Linked DNA regions of Homo sapiens: region 1 is linked to region 2. The links are chromatin loops, found by intact Hi-C in ENCODE. Cell type or tissue: endothelial cell of umbilical vein. All regions are shown on one strand. Each heading gives the region's core, and the rest is flanking DNA. Links, peaks and the distances in the headings are about the cores only.

Region 1 (12,093 bases), core at 2,179-10,178, 110 kb after region 2:
GAGAATTTCAAGCCAGTGGATCTTAGCTTGCTGGGCTCCGTGGGGGTGGGATCTGCTGAGCAAGACCACTTGGCTCCCTGGCTTCAGCCCCCTTGGCTCCCTGGCTTCAGCCCCCTTTCTAGGGGAGTGAACGGTTCTGTCTCGCTGGCATTCCAGGCACCACTGGGGTATGAAAAAAAACTCCTGCAGCTAACTCCGTGTCTGCCCAAATGGCTGTCCAGTTTTGTGCTTGAAACCCAGGGCCCTTGTGTAGGCACCCGAGGGAATCTCCTGGTCTGCGGGTTGTGAAGACTGTGGGAAAAAGCCTAGTATCTGGGCTGGATAGCACCATCCCTCAAGGCTTCCCTTGGCTAGGGGAGGGAGTTCCCCCACCCCTTTCACCTTCCAGGTGAGGCGATGCCCCACCCTGCTTCTGCTTGGCCTCTGTGGGCTGCACCCACTGTATAACCAGTCCCAATGAGATGAATTGGGTACTTCAGTCGGAAATGCAGAAATCACCCGTCTTCTGCATTGGTCTCACTGGGAGCTGCAGACCAGAGCTGTTCCTATTTGGCCATCTTGCCTGGGAATCTAAAAGTTTTTAAAAAGTTAAATAATAAAAGTTTTAAAAAATCTAACAGCAAATTAAATTCCTTCATTGTCTTTTCTAATTTTTTTTTTTTTTTGAGATGGAGTTTCGCTTTTGTTGCCCAGGCTGGAGTGCAATGGCTCGATCTTGGCTCACCACAACCTCCGCCTCCCGGGTTCAAGCGATTCTCCTGCCTCAGCCTCCCAAGTAGCTGGGATTACAAGCATGGGCCACCATGCCTGGCTAATTTTTTTTACTAGAGATGGGGTTTCTCCATGTTGGTCAGGCTGGGCCCAAACTCCTGACCTCAGGTGATCCGCCTGCCTCAGCCTCCCAAAATGTTTGGATTACAGGCCTGAGCCACTATGCCCAACCCTTCAGTGTCTTTTCACATTTTGTTTAAAAACAAGCAAATAAGGCCGGGTGCGGTGGCTCACACCTGTAATCCCAGCCCTTTGGGAGGCCGAGGCAGGTGGATCGCCTGAGGTCAGGAGTTCGAGACCAGCCTGGCCAACATGGTGAAACCCTGTCTCCACTAAACATACAAAAATTAGCTGGGCGTGGTGGTGGGCGCCTGTAATCCCAGCTACTCAGGAGGCTGAGGCGGGAGAATTGCTTGAACCCGGGAGGTGGAGGTTGCAGTGAGCCGAGATCGCGCCATTGCACTCCATCTCAAAAAAAAAAAAAACAGAAAAAACAAAAACACCAAAAAAAAAAAAAAAAAAGCAAATAAGAAAAAGAAAAACTACTATTCAGTAACTGAATTTTACCTTTCAAGCCTTTTGTCATTTACTCTCATTTCTTTTTACTTTCATTCTTGCCAGACTTTCACTCTGGGCAGAAGTTGTAATTTTGCAGCATTTTACCGTTCTGCACTGCAAATGAGGAAGAAAGAGAATGACAGAGTTCAGTGTCATTTTTTTAAATACCAAAATGTATGGTTGTATGTGTGAGAGAGACGTTGCTAAGATTTTCGTTTCTGGAGAAATGAGAATTGAAATTGAAAGCAAGGCCAGGTGTGGTGGTTTATGCATGTAATCCTGGAATTTTTTTTTTTTTAAGTGACAGCAAGTTTATTAGGAAAGTAAAGCAATAAAGAATGGCTACTCCATAGGCAGAGCAGCCAATCCCAGCACTTCGGGAGGCTGAGGCCAGAGGATCGCTTGAGCCCAGGAGTTCAAGACCAGCCTGGGCAACATAGGGTGACCCCGTCTCTACAAAAAATTTAAAAATTAGCTAGGTGTGGTAGCCTGCACTTGGGGTTACAGCTACTTGGAAGGCTGAGGTTGGAGGACTGCTTGAGCCCAAGAAATTGAGACTGTAGTGAGCCATGCTCATGCCACTGTACTCTAGCCTGAGTGACAGCAAGACCCTGTCTAAAAGAAAAAAAGAAATTGAAAGCAGTAAGGCAGAAACCTTAAAAATGGAAATGTATGCTAACAACTTACTTTGATCTGAGGAGTACAGAAAATTGAAAAAAAAGTATCTAAAAAAATTTAGCTGTTGGTATAAGGAATTCTGGGAATAATAATTGAATATTTAAAATGTAAATCACATATGCAAAGAGGAATCACTAGCAAGATATTCCATGGACTTTGAGAATATATGGTTTTGAATAACCAAAAATACTTTTTCATACACCTTCTATTTGCCAGGCATAGCTAACTTTAGACCTAGGGCCTAATTCAGTACACCCCAATCCTTAGGATATCCAGGACTAAATCTTAAAGGGGCTTTCTTCCCATATAGACCTCATTATCTTAAGAAATTGATGTTTTATATCTGATTTTTGGGGAAAGGCAAGGTTAGTCTACAGTAGAATTTTAAAGTGGGTAAATTTGTTTATTTGATTCTTTTTAAAAACATTTTTGACATGATATATCTGTAGAAAAGTAGGTAAAAGCTAATGTACAGTTTGAAGAACAGTTTTAAAGTTGACATCTTTATAACCATTATCCAGGTCAAGAAATACGACATCATCATTCCAGAAATCCCTGTTCGCCTTCTCCAATCACTATATCTTCTTTCCTACGTTACTACTCCGCTAGGGGTAATTACTCCCATTCTTTTGTGATAATAATTTTCCTGCTTCCTAAAAATTGTTTGAGCATACATGAACATACCTCTAAGTATAATTTAGTTTTGTCTATTTTTGAATGTTATATAAGTGGAATTACATTGTTTGCCTTTTTTCCTCTCGCTTCTTTTACTTAATACATTTATGAAATTTGTCCATATTATATGCAGCTGTAGCTTATTTTCAGCTATATAGTATTGAATTTTGTTTTTTAAAAATATTCTTTTTTTTGAGACAGGATTTCACTCTGTTGCCCAGGTAAAGTGCAGTGGCGCAGCCATGGTTCACTGCAGCCTCAACCTCCCTTGGCTCAGGTGATCCTCTCTCCTCAGCCTCCTGAGTATCTAGGACCATAGGCCACCACGCCTGTGTGCCACCAGGCTTGGCTAATTTTTGTATTTTTTATAGAGACGGGGTTTTGCCATGTTACCCAGGCTGGTTTCAAACTCCTGGGCTCAAGCGATCTGCCCATCTCAGCCTCCCAGAGTGTTGGGATTACAGGCTTGAGCCACTATGTGGGGCCTATAGTATTTAATTTTATTCGTCTATCACTGTTTGTCCATTTTATACCTTTAATTGATTTTTGAGTGATTTCCAATTTAGTTGCTTATGTAAACAGCATTGCTGTGAACATAAATTCACCCGCATACATGCAAAAGTTTCTGTAGGAATAAGAAGTAAAATTACTGGGAATGCTTATGATGCCTGTTTTCCAAACTGGCTTTCCAATTTTCTCTCCCCCCAGTGTAATCAAGCTCTCATTAATCTATGTCTTTGCCAGCATTTAGTAGTGTCTGGCTTTCTCATTTTTGTCATTCTGCTGAGTGTTTACTATTTTTTTGTTTAATTTGTATTTCCCCGCTGGCTAATGAGGCTGTGTTCCTTTTCATATGTTTATTAGTCATTTTGATTTTTGCAAAGTGCCCACTTGGGTCCTTTTGCCCATTTTCCTCTGAGCCATCTGTCTTCTCTCACTGCATTTTTAATGTAGCTTTTCGCTGAAGTACCTACTCAAGTTTGCTTAGCTTTTGAAGGAGAGACTGGAGTTCTAAAAGCAACTCTTTTTCCTTTTATTTCTGGGGTCAGCTGTCAGTGCAGTTATCCTCAGGTAGTAGACAGAAACTAACCAGATTAAACCAATGTTGGAAAATAGAGGGTATTCTTAAACAGGGTATTGGACTAGGTGACCTCCATTTAAGGTCCGTTGACATATTTGTCATTTGACTCTCAGCATGCCTCACATTAACCAAGGGCACAGAAACTGACATATAAAACCAAAATGCCAAAAATTTTAATTTGCAGAAAGAAATGTAATCATTAAGGTAATTGAATTTAGATCAGTTTATTCTTTATTTGGTTCGTAATTCTCAACCAGTGGAAGGAAGTCATAAGAATGTCTGAGAGCTAAACAGTTTGAACACATGGAGATAGAGTGTGGAAAAATAGATAACAATAACTGGGAAGGGTAGGAGGAGGGGAAGATGAAGAGGAGTGAGTTAAAGTGTACAGATATACAGGAAGCTTGAAGAAATAATTCAGTGTTTTATAGCAAGGTAGAATGGAAAAATACATTGTACTCAGGTGATGGACACCCTGAATGATTCGATTACTGCATATTATATACATGTACAAAATTTCTCATGTATTCCATAATTTGTACACACAAGAAAGAATCTCAAGGATTCGGGTGCTTTTTAAAATAACAATCCCTTGGAGGTTCAAATATGTGGGATGCCTCATAGTTAAAAGTCATCACCCTAGTGAATCACTGTTAACTGTTGGGAGTATACTGAACTCTTTAGTTAGGTTGCAGAGAAGTTGAAAAACATTGCTTTCGTATATAAGACAAGACAATTTATAATAAGGTTGTCTGTTGAGCTTGGAATCAGAGCCCAGAGGGATTAGTTAAATCATGTTAATCAGACTGTGTCATCAGACTGTGATGCATTAATACATTTGTCTTCATTTTAAGACTTAATGGCTTTCTGAATCTGATATCCATGTTTATGGGATGGGACATTTTCTTTCCATATACTTGATTCAGAATGCCAAACTGGCCATTCTTTATAACTAGCATGCAGGTGATCCTATTATTATTAACATATTCTTTTATCAGGCCGTTTATTGTAATCTGGTCATGTCTTCATGATGTTACAATTTGATTACCTTTGTTAGAGTTTGGTGCACATTCTTGGAAGGTAGCTTCAGCTTTTTTGTGTGTATTGGGGACTGCTCCGTTGTTAATTCTCTGTACTTCTGTACAGAGGGGGTAGTATTTTTGAGATATAGTTGTGGAATATGAGGATGGTTGGGTGGGTGGCTTCCCTGTATCTTTGGATATTTTCTTCCACTAAACTCAAGAAGTGAGATTTTATTTCTTCATCCAGTAGTCCTTCTTCCCCAGACTCATCCTTGATCTATTCCTTGAGGTTATAGTATGAATCACCCACTATTCAAATGTCAATTTTTCTTAGAATGCTGTTAGTGATGAGAAGTGACTGTTTTCAGACCTAACCTTGGCAAGGTCAGTCCTACTTTGATGTTCTTGTTTCATCACACTTCTTGGCATTTGTAGATTTGGAAGAATTGGGCCTTTGGTACCTCTGATCTCTTCGTTTAGCAACTTACTGTGCACCCATATGCTTAGCTTTTGCTGTTTTAGCTTTTTTTTTTTTTTTTTAACCTGCCACCTAGTGGCCGAAATGTTGCTATACTATTGATAAGGTACTCCTAATTTTGGCAAAATAGTAAGAGGCAAAGCACCAAAGATTATGTTCTCTCCCTTCTCCAAATCTCTCTTGGTGAGAATGATCTTTAAAACATACCACTCAGATTATTAGCAATCTTGGTATGGAACGTTTTTAAAAATAATAATAATGTACTTTATGTGGTGATTTATGTTATTATTTAGGCCCAAAGTTTTGATTTAATTGTTTCCTTTTAGCTTATTTTTGAGATATGCAGTCTGTTAGGAAGCTGTCTCTGTCTTGTTTTTTCATTGAGCTGAATTCTTTTGGAGGATCACTATTATTGTGAAGTACTATTTTACTTTTAATTAAAAAAATTAAGATATTTTTATTTTTAATTTACAGATAAAAATTATATTTAATTTTATATTATATTTATATATAAATCATATGTAATGTAAATTATATACATAAGTTATATATAATATAAAAATTATATACATAATATAAATTATATATAATATAAAAATTATATTTATGGTATGCAACATGATGTTTTAAAATATGTCTACATTGTGGAATGGTTAAACCAAGCTAATTAACATACGCATTACCCGTACTATTTTACTTTTATCCAATACTTCTTACCACTAATAAGCCACTGAAAAACTAGTAATTGTGATAAAGAAGGTGTAAACCATACTTATTTATGACAGAACAGCATATTTTTTACTTTTAATAAGTCATTCTTTTTTTTTTTTTTTGAGACGGAGTCTCGTTCTGTCGCTCAGGCTGAAGTGCAGTGGTGTGATGTTGGCTCACTGCAACCTCTGCCTCCCAGGTTCAAGCGATTTTCCTGCCTTAGCCTTCCAAGTAGCTGGAGCTGGGATTACAGGCATGTGCCACCACGCCTGGCTAATTTTTGTAATTTTAGTAGAGATGGGGTTTCACCATGTTGGCCAGGCTGGTCTTGAACTCCTGACCTCAAGTGATCCACCCATCTCAGCCTCCCAAAGGGCTGGGATTACAGGTGTGAGGTCTCTTTTTTTTTTTTTTTTTTTTTTTTAAGACGGAGTCTTGCTCTGTCCCTTAGTAAGTCATTCTTGAAAATTAGTTAAGAATGCTTGATAAAGCACTTCCACTTGTACCTTTTGAATAGATGTGATAACTTTTGTTGGCTTGTATTTTTTTGAGTCTTGCTTTATTGCCCAGGCTGGAGTGCAATGGTGAACCTCAGCCCACTGCAGCCTCCGCCTCCTGGGCTCAAGTGATCCTCCCACCTCAGCCTCCTCAGTAGCTGGGACTACAGGCCCACACCAACATGCCCGGCTAATTTTTGTATTTTTTATAGCGATAGGATTTTGCCAATGTTGTCTGGATTTGTCTCAAACTCCTGGGATCAAGCAATCCGCCTGCCTCGGCCTCCCAAAGTGCTAGAATTAGGCATATGAGTCACCATGCCTGGCCTGTTGGCTATTTTATAATTATCTTGTTTGGTAGACTCTGATCTTTTACAGTTGAACTTAATTCAACTCTTTTGCAATGTTTACAAAGATTAGACCTAGAATTAAAAGATAAATGATTTTATAGCTGACCTTGATATTTCTATTTTTCACTTACCTTGACAATAATCTGTACTTCCTATAACAATGAAGTATTCTTTCATAAAGTGAAAATGGACATATATTATAGAGAACAGAATAAATGTTATTCATAATCCTACCACTCTGTATGTATCTTTTACATAGTTGAATTAATAATGTAATATATTAAATTTTGGTGGAGGTGATATGTAATTTAAAAAATATTATAAAGTAATACCTGTTTACTGTTTGAAGTTAAGGAAATATTAGAAATTATCAAAAGAGGGGACTAAAACTTACCTATAACCTTATTATCCAGAGATAACCATAGATCTTACTTGAAAGAACAGTATACAGTTTTGTATTTTGTTTCTTCCCCACCCCCCACAATATTTATATGTCAAGAGTCTGAGATCCAACTGCAAGGCGGCAGTGAGGCTGGGGGAGGGGCGCCCACCATTGCTGAGGCTTGGGTAGGTAAACAAAGTGGGCTGGAAGCTGGAACTGGGTGGAGCCCACCGCTGCTCAAGGAGGCCTGCCTGCCTCTGTAGACTCCACCTCTGGGGGCAGGGCATAGCTGAACAAAAGGCAGTAGAAACCTCTACGGACTTAAATGTCCCTGTCTGACAGCTTTGAAGAGAGTAGTGGTTCTCTCAGCACGGAGTTTGAGATCTGAGAACGGACAGACTGCCTCTGCAAGTGGGTCCCTGACCCCCGAATAGCCTAACTGAGAGGCACCCCCCAGTAGGGGGAGACTGACACCTCATACGGCTGGGTACCCCTCTGAGACGAAGCTTCCAGAGGAACGATCAGGCAGCAACAATTGCTGTTCAGCAGTATTCGCTGTTCTGCAGCCTCCGCTGCTGATACCCAGGCAAACAGGGTCTGGAGTGGACCTCCAGCAAACTCCAACAGACCAGCAGCTGAGGGTCCTGGCTGTTAGAAGGAAAACTAACAAACAGAAAGGACATCCACACCAAAACCCCATCTGTACGTCACCATCATCAAAGACCAAAGGTAGATAAAACCACAAAGATAGGGAAAAACAGAGCAGAAAAGCTGAAAATTCTAAAAATCAGAGCGCCTCTCACCTCCAAAGGAACACAGCTCCTCGCCAGCAACGGAACAAAGCTGGACGGAGAATGACTTTGACGAATTGAGAGAAGAAGGCTTCAGATAATCAAACTTCTCCGAGCTAAAGGAGGAAGTTCGAACCCATGGCAAAGAAGCTAAAAACCTTGAAAAAAGACGAATGGCTAACTAGAATAACCAGTGTAGAGAAGTCCTTAAGTGACCTGATGGAGCTGAAAACCATGGCACGAGAACTACATGACGAATGCACAAGCTTCAGTAGCCGATTCAATCAACTGGAAGAAAGGGTATCAGTGATTGAAGATCAAATGAATGAAATGAAGTGAGAAGAGAAGTTTAGAGAAAAAAGAGTAAAAAGAAATGAACAAAACCTCCAAGAAATATGGGACTATGTGAAAAGACCAAATCTGCGTCTGATTGGTGTACCTGAAAGTGATGGGGAGAATGGAACCAAGTTGGAAAACACACTTCAGGATATTATCCAGGAGAACTTCCCCAATCTAGCAAGGCAGGCCAACATTCAAATTCAGGAAATACAGAGAACACCACAAAGATACTCCTCGAGAAGAGCAACTCCAAGACACATAATTGTCAGATTCACCAAAGTTGAAATGAAGGGAAAAATGTTAATGGCAGCCAGAGAGAAAGGTCGGGTTACCCACAAAGGGAAGCCCATCAGACTAACAGTGGATCTCGCGGCAGAAACGCTACAAGCCAGGAGAGAGTGGGGGCCAATATTCAACATTCTTAAAGAAACGAATTTGCAACCCAGAATATCATATCCAGCCAAACTAAACTTCATAAGTGAAGGAGAAATAAAATCCTTTACAGACAAGCAAATGCTGAGAGATTTTATCACCACCAGGCCTGCCCTACAAGAGCTCCGGAAGGAAGCACTAAACATAGAAAGGAACAAGCGGTACCAGCCACTGCAAAAACATGCCAAATTGTAAAGACCATCGAGGCTAGGAGGAAACTGCATCAACTAATGAGCAAAATAACCAGCTAACATCATAATGACAGGATCAAATTCACACATAACAATATTAACCTTAAATGTAAATGGGCTAAATACTCCAATTGAAAGACACAGACTGGAAAATTGGATAATTGGATAAAGACTCAAGACCCATCAGTGTGCTGTATTCAGGAGACCCATCTCATGTGCAGAGACATACATAGGCTCAAAATAAAGGGATGTATGAAGATCTACCAAGCAAATGGAAAACAAAAAAAAGGCAGGTGTTGTAATCCTAGTCTCTGATAAAACAGTCTTTAAACCAACAAAGATCAAAAGAGACAAAGAAGGCCATTACATAATGGTAAAGGGATCAATACAACAACAAGAGCTAACTATCCTAAATATATATGCACCCAATACAGGAGCACCCAGATTCATAAAGCAAGTCCTTAGAGACCTACAAAGAGACTTAGACTCCCACACAATAATAATGGGAGACTTTAACACCCCACTGTCGACATTAGACAGATGAACGAGACAGAAAGTTAACAAGGATATCCAGGAATTGAGCTCAGCTCTGTACCAAGCGGACCTAAAAGACATCTACAGAACTCTCCACCCCAAATCAACAGAATATACATTCTTCTCAGCACCACATCGCACTTATTCCAAAATTGACCACATAGTTGGAAGTAAAGCACTCTTCAGAAAATGTAAAAGAACAGAAATTATAAAAAACTGTCTCTCAGACCACAGTGCAATCGAACCTAGAACTCAGGATTAAGAAACTTACTCAAAACCGCTCAACTACATGGAAGCTGAATAACCTGCTCCTGAATGACTACTGGGTACATAACGAAATGAAGGCAGAAATAAAGATGTTCTTTGAAACCAATGAGAACAAAGACACAACATACCAGAATCTCTGGGACACATTTAAAGCAGTGTGTAGAGGGAAATTTATAGCACTAAATGCCCACAAGATAAAGCAGGAGAGATCTAAAATTGACACCCTAACATCACAATTAAAAGAACTAGAGAAGCAAGAGTAAACACATTCCAAAGCTAGCAGAAGGCAAGAAATAACTAAGATCAGAGCAGAACGGAAGGAAATAGAGACACAAAAAACCCTTCAAAAAATCAATGAATCCAGGAGCTGGTTTTTTGAAAAGATCAACAAAATTGATAGACCGCTAGCAAGACTAATAAAGAAGAAAACAGAGAAGAATCAAATAGACTCAATAAAAAATGACAAAGGGAGTATCACCACTGATCCCACAGAAATACAAACTACCATCACAGAATACTATAAACACCTCTACAAACACCTCTACGCAAATAAACTAGAAAATCTAGAAGAAATGGATAAATTCCTGGACACATACACTGTCACAAGACTAAACCAGGAAGAAGTTGAATCCCTGATTAAACCCATAACAAGCTCTGGAATTGAGGCAATAGTTAAGAGCCTGCCATCCAAAAAAAGTCCAGGACCAGATGGATTCACAGCCGAATTCTACCAGCAGTACAAGGAGGAGCTGGTACCATTCCTTCTGAAACTATTCCAATCAATAGAAAAAGAGGGAATCCTCCCTAACTCATTTTATGAGGCCAGTATCATTCTGATACCAAAGCCTGGCAGAGACACAACAAAAAAAGAGAATTTTAGACCAATATCCCTGATGAACATCGATGCAAAAATCCTCAGTAGAATACTGGCAAACTGAATCCAGCAGCACATCAAAAAGCTTATCCACCATGATCAATTGTGCTTCATCCCTGGGATGCAAGGCTGGTTCAGCATACGCAAATCAATAAACATAATCCAGCATATAAACAGAACCAAAGACAAAAACCACATGATTATCTCAATAGATGCAGAAAAGGCCTTTGACAAAACTCAACAACCCTTATGCTAAAAACTCTCAATAAATTAGGTATTGGTGGGATGTATCTCAAAATAATAGGAGCTATTTATGACAAACCCACAGCCAATATCACACTGAATGGGCAAAAACTGGAAACATTCCCTTTGAAAACTGGCACAAGACACGGATGCCCTCTCTCACCACTCCTATTCAACATAGTGTTGGAAGTTCTGGCCAGGGTAATCAGGTAGTAGAAGGAAATAAAGGGTATTCAATTAGGAAAAGAGGAAGTCAAATTGTCCCTGTTTGCAGATGACATGATTGTATATTTAGAAAACCCCATCGTCTCAGCCCAAAATCTCCTTAAGCTGATAAGCAACTTCAGCAAAGTTTCAGGATACAAAGTCAATGTGCAAAAATCACAAGCATTCTTATACACCAATAACAGACAAACAGAGAGCCAAATCATGAGTGAACTCCCATTCACAGTTGCTTCAAAGAGAATAAAATACCTAGGAATCCAACTTACAAGGGATGTGAAGGACCTCTTCAAGGAGAACTACAAACCACTGCTCAATGAAACAAAAGAGGACACAAACAAATGGAAGAACATTTCATGCTCGTGGATAGGAAGAATCAATATCGTGAAAATGGCCATACTGCCCAAGGTAATTTATAGATTCAATGCCATCCCCATCAAGCTACCAATGACTTTCTTCACAGAATTGGAAAAAACTACTTTAAAGTTCATAAGGAACCAAAAAAGAGCCCGCATTGCCAGGTAAATCCTAAGCCAAAAGAACAAAGCTGGAGGCATCACGCTACCTGACTTCAAACTATACTACAAGGCTACAGTAACCAAAACAGCATGGTACTGGTACCAAAACAGAGATATAGACCAATGGAACAGACCAGAGCCCTCAGAAATAATACCACACATCTACAACCATCTGATCTTTGACAAACCTGAGAAAAACAAGAAATGGGGAAAGGATTCCCTATTTAATAAACGGTGCTGGAAAAATGGCTAGCCATATGTAGAAAGCTGAAACTGGATCCCTTCCTTACACCTTATACAAAAATTAATTCAAGATGGATTAAAGACTTAAATGTTAGACCTAAAACCATAAAAACCCTAGAAGAAAACCTAGGCAATACTATTTGGGACATAGGCATGGGCAAGGACTTCATGTCTAAAACACCAAAAGCAATGGCAACAAAAGCCAACATTGACAAATGGGATCTAATTAAACTCAA
Region 2 (12,093 bases), core at 2,582-10,581:
ACTATGACAACTCTGGAAAACATGAGAGAGATGCCAAGAAGAGGGCGTGGTAATGGCCATGGGCACAAGAGAACAAATGTCCAAGAGTAGGGACTGCATAGGGTCCTTGGATTCCAGTGGTTGTCCTTGGATTCCAGTGGCAGGGAGTCAAAACCCTATTCAAAGATCTGACTTCTACATTCTATTATTTACATAGAAGCAAACCCTGAACTGCTAATAATTGATTCCTTTCATTCATCCATTCTGCTTTTTGTTATTTTGAGGAAGGAAATGAAGTAGAGGGAAGCAGCATAAGTACCTAGGGTACTGCGGCTCTTGAGAACAGGCACTATTTAATTAAGCCAACTGTGAATTTGTGTGGGTGAAAGTAACAGCTGCTGATACTTAGGATATTTTTAAGTTGCACCCAGTTGGGATACTCTCTATGTCTATATATGGTCCTTCATGCTAAAGGACCTCGTGGAGATGGGTGGGCTAAAAACACAGACTCTTTGAAACTACATCGTCATCTTTTCATCTCTGTCAGCACATCAGCAGCCTGCTCTCTGGGAAACTTCAGCAAGGTTAAATGTTAAACCATTCATATGACCTACTCAGCAATAACTCCTCCATCCCCCTACATTGTTGCTAGGCTTTTCTGAGATTCAAGGAGAGACTTATTTGTTTAGTTCCAATATACTTTCAAGCTGCCTAGTTACCATGTCTTGTGCACAACGTGCACTCCAGGCAAACAAACTTTTTCAGAGCACAGCAGATTGGAGCAACAAACAAGCCTAGCAAATTGAGCCCCCTGAGCCCATGTGCTATCTGAAGCAAACCAAAACACAGCTGGCGGAGTTAATTTTAGACTTTCCAACCTTGGTAATGTCCTATCAATTTGGGATAAGCTGTTTTGAATAGGCTTGAAAAGGACCTTCCCTCCTTCTCCCCATGGCAGCTTACTGCTATGTGGTTTGAATTTAGTGGGAAAAACAGTTAATTGCGGGCAATGGTAAACTTGATGTACCAAGAAATTCAATTCAGCATTTATTGAGCAAGTACAAGGCCCATGCAAGAAACTTTTTATTTTGAGACAGGTTCTCACCCTGTCATCCAGGCTGTAGTGCAGTGACTGGATCGCGGCTCACGGCCACCTGGAACTTCTGAACTCAGGCACTCCTTCTGCCTTGGCTTCTCAAGTAGCTGGGACTACAGGTGCATGCCCAGCAATTTTTTGTTCTTGTGGAGATAGGGTTGCCCTATGTCGCCCAGGCTGTTTATAAGATCCTCCTGCCTTGGCCTCCTAAAATGCTGGGATGCGTGAGCCACTGTACCTGGCCAGTGAATCTTTCATAATTTTTGTCCTATGGACTAAGATCCTCAAAATTATACACAAAGTAGTACTTTCTAAAAAGTTTTGAAAGACTGGCTTTTTGAAAACAAAAATCAATTTTTATGTTGTGGTGCTTCCAAACACCAAAAGGGAGTTGGCATGATGATTAGGAAAGTTGTTTTATCAAATTATGCTGTTTATAAATGTAACCAGAATTTAAATACAATACAAGGAGTATATACATGCTACTCACTTCTGAATAGACAAGATCCAGTTCTCTGACCACCAAAATAGGTAAGATCCCTTTAATATATACTCATATACAGGCCAGGTGCAGTGGCTAACACCTGTAATCCCAACACTTTGGGAGGCTGAGGCAGGCAGATCACTTGAGGTCAGGAGTTCAAGACCAGCCTGGGCAACATGGTGAAACTCCGTCTCTACTAAAAAATACAAAAATTAACCAGGTGTGGTCATGCATACCTGTAATCCCAGCTACTCGGGAGGCTGAGGCAGGAGAATCACTTGAACCTGGAGGTGGAGGTTGCAGTGAGCCGAGATCGTGCCACTGCACTCCAGCCTGGGTGACAGAGTGAGTGAGACTCTGCTTGAAAAAATAAAAAAGACTTCATATACAACAAGGCCCTTTCTTTCATGACATTTACACATTTTCTAACTTTGCTTTTATTTGATTACTTGTATTTCCCAATGACCTATAGGATTCAGATGGTAAACACTAGGGCCTTTTTTTTTTTTTTTTAACTCTCAGAGGCCCATAGTAGACACTCAATGAATTCTTGTTGAGTAGATAAATGATTATAACCCAAAATCTAGCCATCCTATTGCATAAACCTCATATTCAAAAGAGTAACGAGCTTGAAGGGGAGGGTACTGGGTTAGGTTTGTGGTCAATAAAACATTCCTTCTTCCATTTTAAACATTAAATAATAAGCTCTGTGTTTGTTTTTTTGTTGTTGTTTTTGTTTGTTTGTTTGAGACGGAGTTTCACTCTTGTTGCCCGGGCTGGAGTGCAATGACACAATCTTGGCTCACCACAACCTCTGCCTCCTGGGTTCAAGCGATTCTCCTGCCTCAGCGTCCTGAGTAGCTGGGATTACAGGCATGCACCACCACACCTGGCTGATTTTTTTGTATTTTTAGTAGAGACGGCGTTTCTCCATGTTGGTCAGGCTGGTCTTGAACTCCCGACCTCAGGTGATCCGCCCGCCTTGGCCTCCCAAAGTGCTGGGATTACAGGTGTGAGCCACTGCGCCCGGCAGGCTCTGTGTTTTGATGCTTTGTGGGTTTTAGCAATAAATAAATGCACTGAAAGACATCAAGCTTCATCAGTCTTTCATGTCTCCATTCCTTTCTTTTTTTGTTTTGTTTTTTTTTTTTTGGAGCCTGAGTCTCGCTCTGTCGCCCAGGCTGGAGTGCAGTGGCGCAATCTTGGCTCACTTCTTCCTCCGTCTCCCAGGATCAAGTGATTCTCCCGAATCAGCCTCCCGAGTAGCTGGGATTACAGGCACCCACCACCACGCAGGGCTAATTTTTGTATTTTCAGCAGATATGGGGTTTTGCCATGTTGGCTAGGCTGGTCTCAAACTCCTGACCTCAGGTGATCTGCCTGCCTCAGCCTCCCAAAGTGCTGGGATTACAGGCATGAGCCACTGTGCCTGGGCCCTCCATTCTTTTTTTCTTTTCTTTCTTTTTTTTTTTTTTTTGAGACAGGGTCTTACTCTGTCACCCAGGCTGGAGTGCATTGGCGTGACCTTGGCTCACTGCAACCTCTGCCTCCCGGGTTCAAGAGATTCTTGTGCCTCAAATTCCTGAATAGTTGGGATTACAGGGCGTGCCACCACGCCTGGCTACTTTTGTACTTTTAGTAGAGATGGGGTTTTACCATGTTGGCCAGGCTGGTCTCCAACTCCTGACCTCAAGAGATCCGCCCGCCTCTGCCTCCTAAAGTGCTGGGATTACAAGTGTGTGCCATTCTATTCTATTATTCAAATTAATCTGTCCTTGAGAAGCACTTAAAATTGTACATTGGCTAGTCTTTAATGAAGCAAGAAATAGAATTAAAATCTAAGGAGCACTGATAAGGGTCAGGTTGAATTGTTAGCTTTGTTAAGTGTGATTGTGTAGCATGCCAAAATACACTTAGAATATATTTATTCTTTTTTTTTTATTTTTTCATAGAGATGGGGGGTTTTACTATGTTGACTAGGCTGATCTCAAACTCCTGCTTTCAAGTAATCCTCCGATCTCGGCCTCCCAAAGTGCTGGGATTATAGGTGTGAGCCATGGCATCAGGCCTCAAATGAATATATATACATATACATACACACACACACACATTTCCCTCTTTTTTTTTAATTTTACTTTAAGTTCTGGGATACATGTGCAGAAAGTGCAGGTTTGTTACACAGGTATACATGTGCCATGGTGGTTTGCTGTACCTATCAACCCCCATGGTGGTTTGCTGCACCTATCAACCTGTCATCTAAGTTTTAAGCCCCACATGCATTAGATGTTTGTCCTAATGCTTTCCTTCCCCTTGCCCCCCACCCCCCGACAGGCCCTGATGTGTGATGTTCCCCTCCCTGCGTCCATGTGTTCTCATTGTTCAACTCCCACTTGTGAGTGAGAACATGTGGTGTTTGCTTTCTGTTCCTGTGTTAGTTTGCTAAGAATTATGGTTTCCAGCTTCATCCATGTCCCTGCAAAGGACATGAACTAATTCTTTTTTATGGTTGCATAGTATTCCATGGTGTATATGTGCCACATTTTCTTTATCCAGTCTCTCGTTGATGGGCATTTGGGTTGGTTCCAAGTCTTCGCTACGGTAAATAGTGCTGCAATAAACAAACATGTGCATGTGTCTTTATTCAAATGAATATTTAAAGAGCATATGCCCACTCATGTTCTGTTCTATTCTGTACATGTTACAGTATAATTTCAATTCTTTGAAAAGTTGGATAGAACAAAAATTTTAATAATCTTGCTTCATAAACAAAAGGTTATTAGATTTTGGTCAGAAGAGATGATAATTATAAATATCTATTTGAATATAAACTCTCTTTGATTCTGAAATTCCCAATGTTTTTGATATGCTGAATAATTTTATATGACAGACATCATTTGATTTAAAGTCTAACCTGGAATCATATTGTATATTATTAACCTGACACCTCCCTCACATTTAGGACCAGTATATTTACGTTTTATTGGATGTTAATTCCAGGCAACTCTCCTAGTGGTATGATAAAGAAATACTCAGAAGGTATTTTTGCAGATTCTTTCCTCTGCCAGTTTTCCCTTATTCAGTGTCACAGGATACATCTAAATTATGTCAGACCAAAACTAAGGCTACCTAAGCCAAATCAGGGAGCAGTTTGGAAATGTGTGCCAGTCATTTGAAGGATGCCCCTGGCAGGAGAGAACTTTAGAACTGGAAGATATTTTAGAGATCATGTAATGATAGAAGGCTCCCATTTTAAATGGGCTAAAACTGAGGCTATGACAGGTCAACTCACTCTTTCCAAAGATAATCAGTAATCTGGTAATGCAAGTCTTACTTTCAGAAGACCCTTACAAGAATCATACAGGGCTGGGCGTGGTGGCTCACGCCTGTAATTCCAGCATATTGGGAGGCCAAGGCAGGCAGATCACGAGGTCAGGAGTTTGAGACCAGCCTGGCCAACATAGTAAAACCCCGTCTCTACTAAAAATTCAAAAATTAGCCAGGTGTGGTGGCACAGGCCTGTAATCCCAGCTACTTAGGAGGCTGAGGCAGAATTGTTTGAACCCAGGAGGCAGAAGTTGCAGTGAGCCTAGTCCAGAAGTTGCACCACTGGACTCCAGCCTGGGTGACAGAGTGAGACTCCGTCTCAAAAAAAAAAAAAAAAAAAAGAATTATACAGTAAGTCAGTACCATATCAATATTTGGAGCACAGGGTTTTATACCATAAATCTATTATTTTCATTCAGATAAATCCTCCTCTTTCTTCTTTTTGGGGAATCTTTTAAAAAATTTTTAATTTAATTTGAAGTTCCAGGATACATGTGCAGGACGTGCAGGTTTGTTACATAGGTAAACGTGTGTGCCATGGTGGTGTGCTGAACCTATCAACTTATCACCTAGGTATTAAGCTCTGCATGCATTAGCTATTTATCCTGATCTGGTAATCTTTTGAGTCTGTAAGTTTTCTCATTCCAGTAACCTCTGCTGTTCCTGAGATAGTGCAAGATTCTAGTATTTTCTTCTATTAAAAAATTTTTTTTTTGAGACGGAGTCTAACTCTGTCACCCAGGCTGGAGTGTAGTGGCATGATCTTGGCTCACTGCAACCTCTGCTTCCTGGGTTGGAGCAATTCTCCTGCCTCAGCCTCCCGAGTAGCTGGGATTACAAGTGTGTGCCACCATGCCCGGCTAATTTTTGTATTTTTAGTAGAGACGGGGTTTGGCCATGGTCTTGAACTTTGGCTGGTCTTGAACTCCTGACCTCAGGTGATCCACCCACCTCGGCCTCCCAGAGTGCTGGGATTACAGGCATGAGCCACTGCGCCCGGCCTAAAACGTTTTTTTTTTTTTTTTTTTTTTTTTTTTTTTTTTTTTTTACCACTTTACCAACGTGCCAAATAATAGTGCATATATGCAGTATAATACATTTCATATCTGCACCTACTTCAAAGTGTATTCTGCCCTTTGGGATAAGCCAAAGGTGAGCTAATATCTGCACATGATTTGTTTTGCTCAGATTCTCTTTGAAAACTTGTAGATTTGATGGGTGTTGTGAGTAAAGAAGACGGACATCTCTTCGATACCCGTATTTCCCTCCTAAATTGGTAATGCTGTGGTGACATATTCAAGGTATGTGAAGGATTCTTAAACAGAATATAAAGGCTTGCCCTGGGCCCCATAACCCTGTGAGAATAAAAGTCCCTTTGTAAGTGGGTCTGAATAGCTTCTAGCTTCTAGGATGTTCTGTGCATTAGAATGCTTACAAGCTTTGGCCCCCTAAGTGGTTACACCGATGACCACCCTATCATGCTGGGTTCCGTGGTGAACTGAGAGATGCCATTACCTTTCACCGCCCTTGGCCGGACACTCACGGTGGGCCTAACTCCGGTGGTAATTCCATCCCTCACTGCGGGACCTTGACATCCCCGAGCTGAAGCCCACTTCCTCCCTGACCTCTGGAGCCCAGCTGAGCGGCTCCGAGAGCTCTGCCATGACTCCTAACCGGGTGGACAGGGGGGCCGGGCAGCCGCGGCGCACACGCTGGGCGTCGTCCCTAGCAGCAGAGGAGACCAGAAGGTGAGAGTCCCCATGCCGCAGCCGGAGGGCCGGGGTGGGCTTGCACCGCTATCGCGAGAGCTCGTGAGGTGGGGGCGGCGGGGAGCTGGGGAGGGGCTCGCGGAGAGCCTGCCCCGCCTCCCTTTCCTTCCCCTCCCCTGGAGTGATTCAAGACGAGCGCTACCCACTTCCGCCCCCTCCCCCTGCCATTGGAACTAGCTGAGCCGAACTAGTTGCGGCCACCGAGCAGCCGGCTCTCGGCACCTCCTCCTCCGCCTCCCTGTCTCCTGTTCCATTCGCCTTTCCTCTTCTTTCCTGGCCCACGCCGCTCCGAGGCCTCGCGACCGCCGAGCCTGCAGCCTGCCCCGCGGCCAACATGAGCTTCTTGTTGTGAGTAGCCAGGCCCCGCACGCGCCGGCTTTGTTCGGGTGGACCTGGGCCCCCGCCCGCCGCCCGCCGCCCGTCGCCCGCCCTCGTCCCGACCCTCCTGGCCCAGCGCTCCCGGGGCCCGGCGTCACCACCAAGCGGGGCCCCGGGACTGCGCGGAGCGCTCGGACTACCTAACCGCCGCCTCCCCATAGGGCTTCGAGTACTCGTGGGCTCCTGCAGCCCTGAGGAGGTTCTTCCCCCCCGGCACACCCCGGGGCCAGCGCCTGGATTCCTTCATCACCCCCGTCTCTGCCTTCGCTCGCATTCCCGGGCTTGTTTGTGCGCTTCTCGTGGGTATCTCCCACTCGCCTGCACAATCCGTATCCAAGCGGTGCTCGGTTGAATGGCTCCGTCGCGGCTGCCCATTGCTCTTTTCTGGGTCCCAAGCACAGAAGATAAGACTGTCGTACTTTCCCCTGTCATCCCAGGACCCTTTTAACTTCCTCTCTCGTCTTAGGGCTGGGAAGTTGGGATGACAAGTTCTGTAGATGTAACACTGAAACAAGGCTACTTGCGGGTCGGGATCCCTTGGACACAGACGGGGGTCCCTGAGAAAGGGGTCTGGAGCCGCCCCCTTGCTTCCTAGAGGCGCCCTTCCTCCCAGAGGACTTCCCTGAAGAGGATGAGTTTTATCTTTTTAGACAACCAGCAAATAGGTTTTGGATAGTGTGCCCTGCCTAGGTTGATTAGGTCCACTGGGGAGTTGTTTTGAAAATCATTTGTAAATGCCAACTTTGGCGTCATGTTTAGTGCTGGTCATTATTTCACTTACTTATCGTTTGTTCCAGACGAGTGGAGGGGAACGTGGAGGGGGAAGGGCAGAAGGATGGGATGGCCAGATGTGGATATGGAGGCAGTAGATAAGCCTCAGGTCCTCTGAAAACAGGGGTTACAGCCTGAGGAATAACTCCTTTGAAGGCTTCGTTGTGATGCACTCATTCCATGTTTAGTCTGTGTTTAGAAAACTAATAAAAAACTTAGAAGTTGAAACTCACCCATATACTGTTTTACTGTTGTGGAGAAATTAGCATTTAAAGGATATTTTCTTAAGATTTCTCTTCTTTCCTTGCCTAATAATTTTTAGTCATTACATTGACGTCTGAATACTGAGAATTTAATTCACTCTTATTTTCACATGCTCACATCTAGAATTTTTTTTTTTAGGGTGTTTAAGCAAAACTGAACAAGGCTGACCTAGGGGCAGACTTGATATTTCCAATATGCATAGGGGACCTGGCTTGTGTCAACTTGCCTAAAACCTTTAAACGGAAAGGGATTTCTTAGGCTCCTCCTAGAAGTTGATTCTGAGTTTGTCGGATTGGCATAGGGCTAGATGACAGGACTGGGTGATTTTATAAAAAAGTCCTTGTTTCTTATTTTAGTTCTTTTTTTTTTTTTTTTTTTTTTTTGAGACGGAGTCTCCGCTCTGTCACCAGGCTGGAGTGTGTAGTGGCGTGATCTCGGCTCACTGCAACCTCTGCCTCCCGGGTTCAAGCGATTCTCCTGCCTCAGCCTCCTGAGTAGCTGGGACTACAGGCCCGCGCCACCACGCCTGGCTAATTTTTGTATTTTTAATAGAGATGGGGGTTTCACCATGTTGGCCAGGCTGGTCTCGAACTCCTGATTTCAAGTGATCTGCCTGCCTTGATCTCCCAAAGTGCTGGGATTACAGACGTGAGCCCACCGTGCCTGGGCAGTTTCTTGTTTTAGTTCTAATCACCATATTCAGGTATCTCAACTTGAAGCTTCTCATCTTGAGCTTAATTTTACATTGCTAATGTTTGATTGTTTTCAAGAATTTAGAAGCTGTATTCAAAATAGCACTGTAGATGATATCCATGACTACTGCTGATGGGCTTGTGTCTAGTAAGCTAAATTGGTTAAAGCAAGGCCAGTCGCGGTGGCTCATGCCTGTAATCCCAGCACTTTGGGAGGCCAAGACAGGCAGATCACCAGGTCAGGAGTTCGAGATCAGCCTGGCCAATATGGTGAAACCCCGTCTCTACTAAAAATACAAAAATTAGCTGGGCAAGGTGGCACGCACCTGTAGTCCCAGCTACTTGGGAGGCTGAGACGGGAGTATCACTTGAACCCGGGAGGTAGAGGTTGAAGTGAGACGAGATCGCGCCACTGCACTCCAGCCTGGGTGGCAGAGTGAGACTCTGTCTCAAAAAAAAAAAAAAAAAAGGTTAAAGCAGGGAAGAGCCATATTTGGCTGAAACTAGGGGATGGAGAAGTTTCTGATGCTATTTTTTGAATACAAATACAGTAGAATCCTATTTTTACATGGCTCAGTATTTAATAGATTCAGATTTGTGGTGGATTAGTTTGTTTCTCCTGAAGGTTAGTAACTACAAAAGAAATCTTGCTGTAACTAATGTATATAGAACTTTAGAGCATTTGCACTATTTGGGGCACAATTTTTCAGTTAGGTTATATCTATCTAGCAGTTGATATATTCTCAACATATTTAGCCCATGTGCTTGACAATCAGAAAAGTTAATTCAACATTTTCAGTTTTGGTCTTTGTCTACCGTCAATTAAAAATCCAAAGTGAACACCACATGGAAATGATTATTATTGGAAGTGAAAGAACAAAGCTTTGGTTATTTCTTCTATTTGTTATTTGGTATAACTGTCTGAATACTGTTTCTTTTTTTTTTTTTGGAGACAGGATCTCACTCTGTCGACCAGGATGGAGTGCAGTGGCATGACCACAGCTAACTGTAGCTTTGACTTCCCAGGCTCAGGTGATCCTTTCATCTCAAACCCCCTCCCCGCTACAAGTAGCTGGTACTACAGGTATGCTCCACTATGCCTAGCTAATTTTTTTTTTTTCGGTAGAGTCAGGGTTTTGCCATGTTGCCCAGGCTGGTCTCCTGGGCTCAAACAATCCACTCATCTTTGCCTTCCAAGATGCTGAGGTTACAGGTGTGAGCCATTACACCTGGCTATCTGAATACTATTTCTGTACCAACAGATGAGCAGAGAAGGAAAGCGTTACAGCTTAGGAGTTAAATACAAATATTTTCCTCCCGTTCTTGGAAGCTTACTGGGAAGCCTACGATCAGTGGATGGAGCAGAGGAAATAAGGGCAATGCAAGATGGGGCTGCAAAGGTGGTGACTCATGACTCTTGAGGGCTCTAAGATAGAAGGAAAGAACTACTACTGATTTTTAAAAGATGCACTGTGGGCCGGGCACAGTGGCTCCTGCTTGTAATTCCAACACTTTGGGAGGCTGAGGTGAGTGGATCACTTGACCCCAGAGTTCCACACCAACCTGGACAACATGGCGAAACTCTCTTTCTACCCCTAAAAATACAAAAATTAGCCAGGTGTGGTGGTGTGAGCCTGTAGTCCCAGCTACTCTGGGGGCTGAGGTGGAAGGGTCATCTGAGCCTGAGGAAATTAAATACTTCAAGGCTGTGGTGAGATGTAATCATGCCACTGCACTCTAGCCTGGCTGATAGAGAGTGAGACTCTGTCTTAAAAAAAAAAGGCCGGTCGCGGGGCATAATGGCTCAGGCCTGTAATCCCAGCACTTTGGGAGGCCGAGGTGGGTGGATCACTTGAAGTCAGGAGTTTGAGACCAGCCTGATCAAGAAATGAAACCCCATGTCTACTAAAAATAAAAAAAATTAGCCGGGCGTGGTGGCGGATGCCTATAATCCCAGTTACATGGGAGACTGAGTAGGAGAATCACTTGAATCCGGGAGACAGAGGTTGCAGTGGGCCAAGATTGTGCCACTGCACTCCAGCCTGGACGACAGAGTGAGACCGTCTCAAAAAAAGAAAAAAAATCACTGTGCCTGGCACTGATGTGGATGTTGGGCACCATTTGTGACAAGAGAGAAAAAAATCCCTGCATTGGTGGGGCTTATGTTCTGGTAAGTGTCCGTAAATACTGAACATCAATAAATCATGTAGTATGGCGGAAGGTTGTAAGTGCCATGGAACAAAGGAGAGCAGGGTATAGAGATTTTTGGATAGGGAGTTGAGACAGATTAGGATAATCCCCAGAGTGGGTTCCCAGATCATCTGCAGGAATGATACCTTTGTGTAGCTTTTGTATAAATGCTCAGGATAAATTTGCACTGCATATGTGGGTTTGGCTGGGACAGAGCTTTGGTTGTGCCGCAGTTTGGCCTCTGTGTATCTTCAGATTAAGCTAAACTCTCATGGTAGATACGGAAACTTCACAGGGACCTCATTTAATTTTGTGGACTCAAATCTTTTAAACACATCCTTAGCACCTGCTGTGTGCCAGGCGTAGAGGAAGATAAGAGATTCCAGAGATGGTGGATGGTATATCGTCATCTATGATAGATGCAATACAATCATGGGGGCCCAAAGTATGTGTAGCAATTTGTTCTACTTAGGCTTTAGGAAAGTTTCATGAAAGAAGTGGGTGATAATTAATGGAAGGTGAACAAGAGCTCTCTAAGAAGACAAGGGGAAATGGGAGAGTACAGTCAGAGGAAACATCTTTGAGTCAAGAAATTGCCTGTGAATTGTTCACTTCCACGTTTGTGCAAGAGGCTGTAGAATTTTGGAGCTAGCAGGGGTCTATTAGTAACATGGCCTACTTACTTCTTTTTGCTAAAGGGGCAAAATCACCAACTTGAGGTTGGTGGCCCAATTATTGGCCTGGGGACAGTTGGAACTCAGGTCTCCTGACGTAGGTGTTTTTCCTTCCTGACATTTTGTGCATATAAAAGGCAGGGAAATTGAGGATAAAAGTGAGTTCTAAGTAATCATTCAAAAAGTATATTTCATGTTCTCTTAAGTTTCTAGCATTTTTAAATTATGGGTCTCTTTTGACTAATGGAATTCTGAAAAAAAAAAATTTGACTTGGAAAAGACCAAAGTGTAATTTCCTAATGTAAGGCTACTTATTTGGAACGGAGTTAAAACAAGTACATTTAATTTAACTTTTTCTTGTTAAGAGACAGGGTCACCGAGGACGGTGGTGGCTCATGCCTATAACCCCAGCACTTTGGGAGACTGAGGGGGTGGAACCTTGAGCCCAGGAGTTTGAGAACAGCCTGGGTAA

The links. A loop is a pair of places that touch in the nucleus more often than their neighbours do. Peaks named below come from ENCODE experiments on the same cell type or tissue, not always from the same donor. Only the 100,000 strongest peaks of a DNase experiment are listed, where the experiment ranks them.
Region 1: it touches region 2 in a loop (4-fold over the local background); 11 of 110 quality-filtered maps call a loop at or near these places.

Annotation. Positions count from the first base shown.
Region 1 is chr4:71,004,859-71,016,951 of GRCh38, forward strand. All of the region lies in intron 2 of DCK (deoxycytidine kinase), which reads left to right. Among named protein-coding and RNA genes, the nearest start is that of DCK, 17 kb to the left of the region's middle. RefSeq lists enhancers at 1-73, 1-25, 1,546-1,685. In endothelial cell of umbilical vein, for the core only: a CTCF peak has its summit at 5,321 (motif pointing left); a DNase peak (open chromatin) is centred at 5,323.
Region 2 is chr4:70,895,551-70,907,643 of GRCh38, forward strand. MOB1B (MOB kinase activator 1B) reads left to right here and starts at 6,819. Exons shown (of 6, transcript NM_173468.4): 1 at 6,819-7,000. The coding sequence starts at 6,987. It overlaps LOC124900711 (a long non-coding RNA gene), which reads right to left and starts at 6,681. Exons shown (of 2, transcript XR_007058132.1): 1 at 6,399-6,681; 2 at 3,670-4,167. RefSeq lists silencers at 6,639-6,788, 7,099-7,148. In endothelial cell of umbilical vein, for the core only: no CTCF peak of the experiment used is centred there; DNase peaks (open chromatin) are centred at 6,911, 7,481 and 7,811; H3K4me3 peaks cover 1,856 bases; H3K27ac peaks cover 1,748 bases.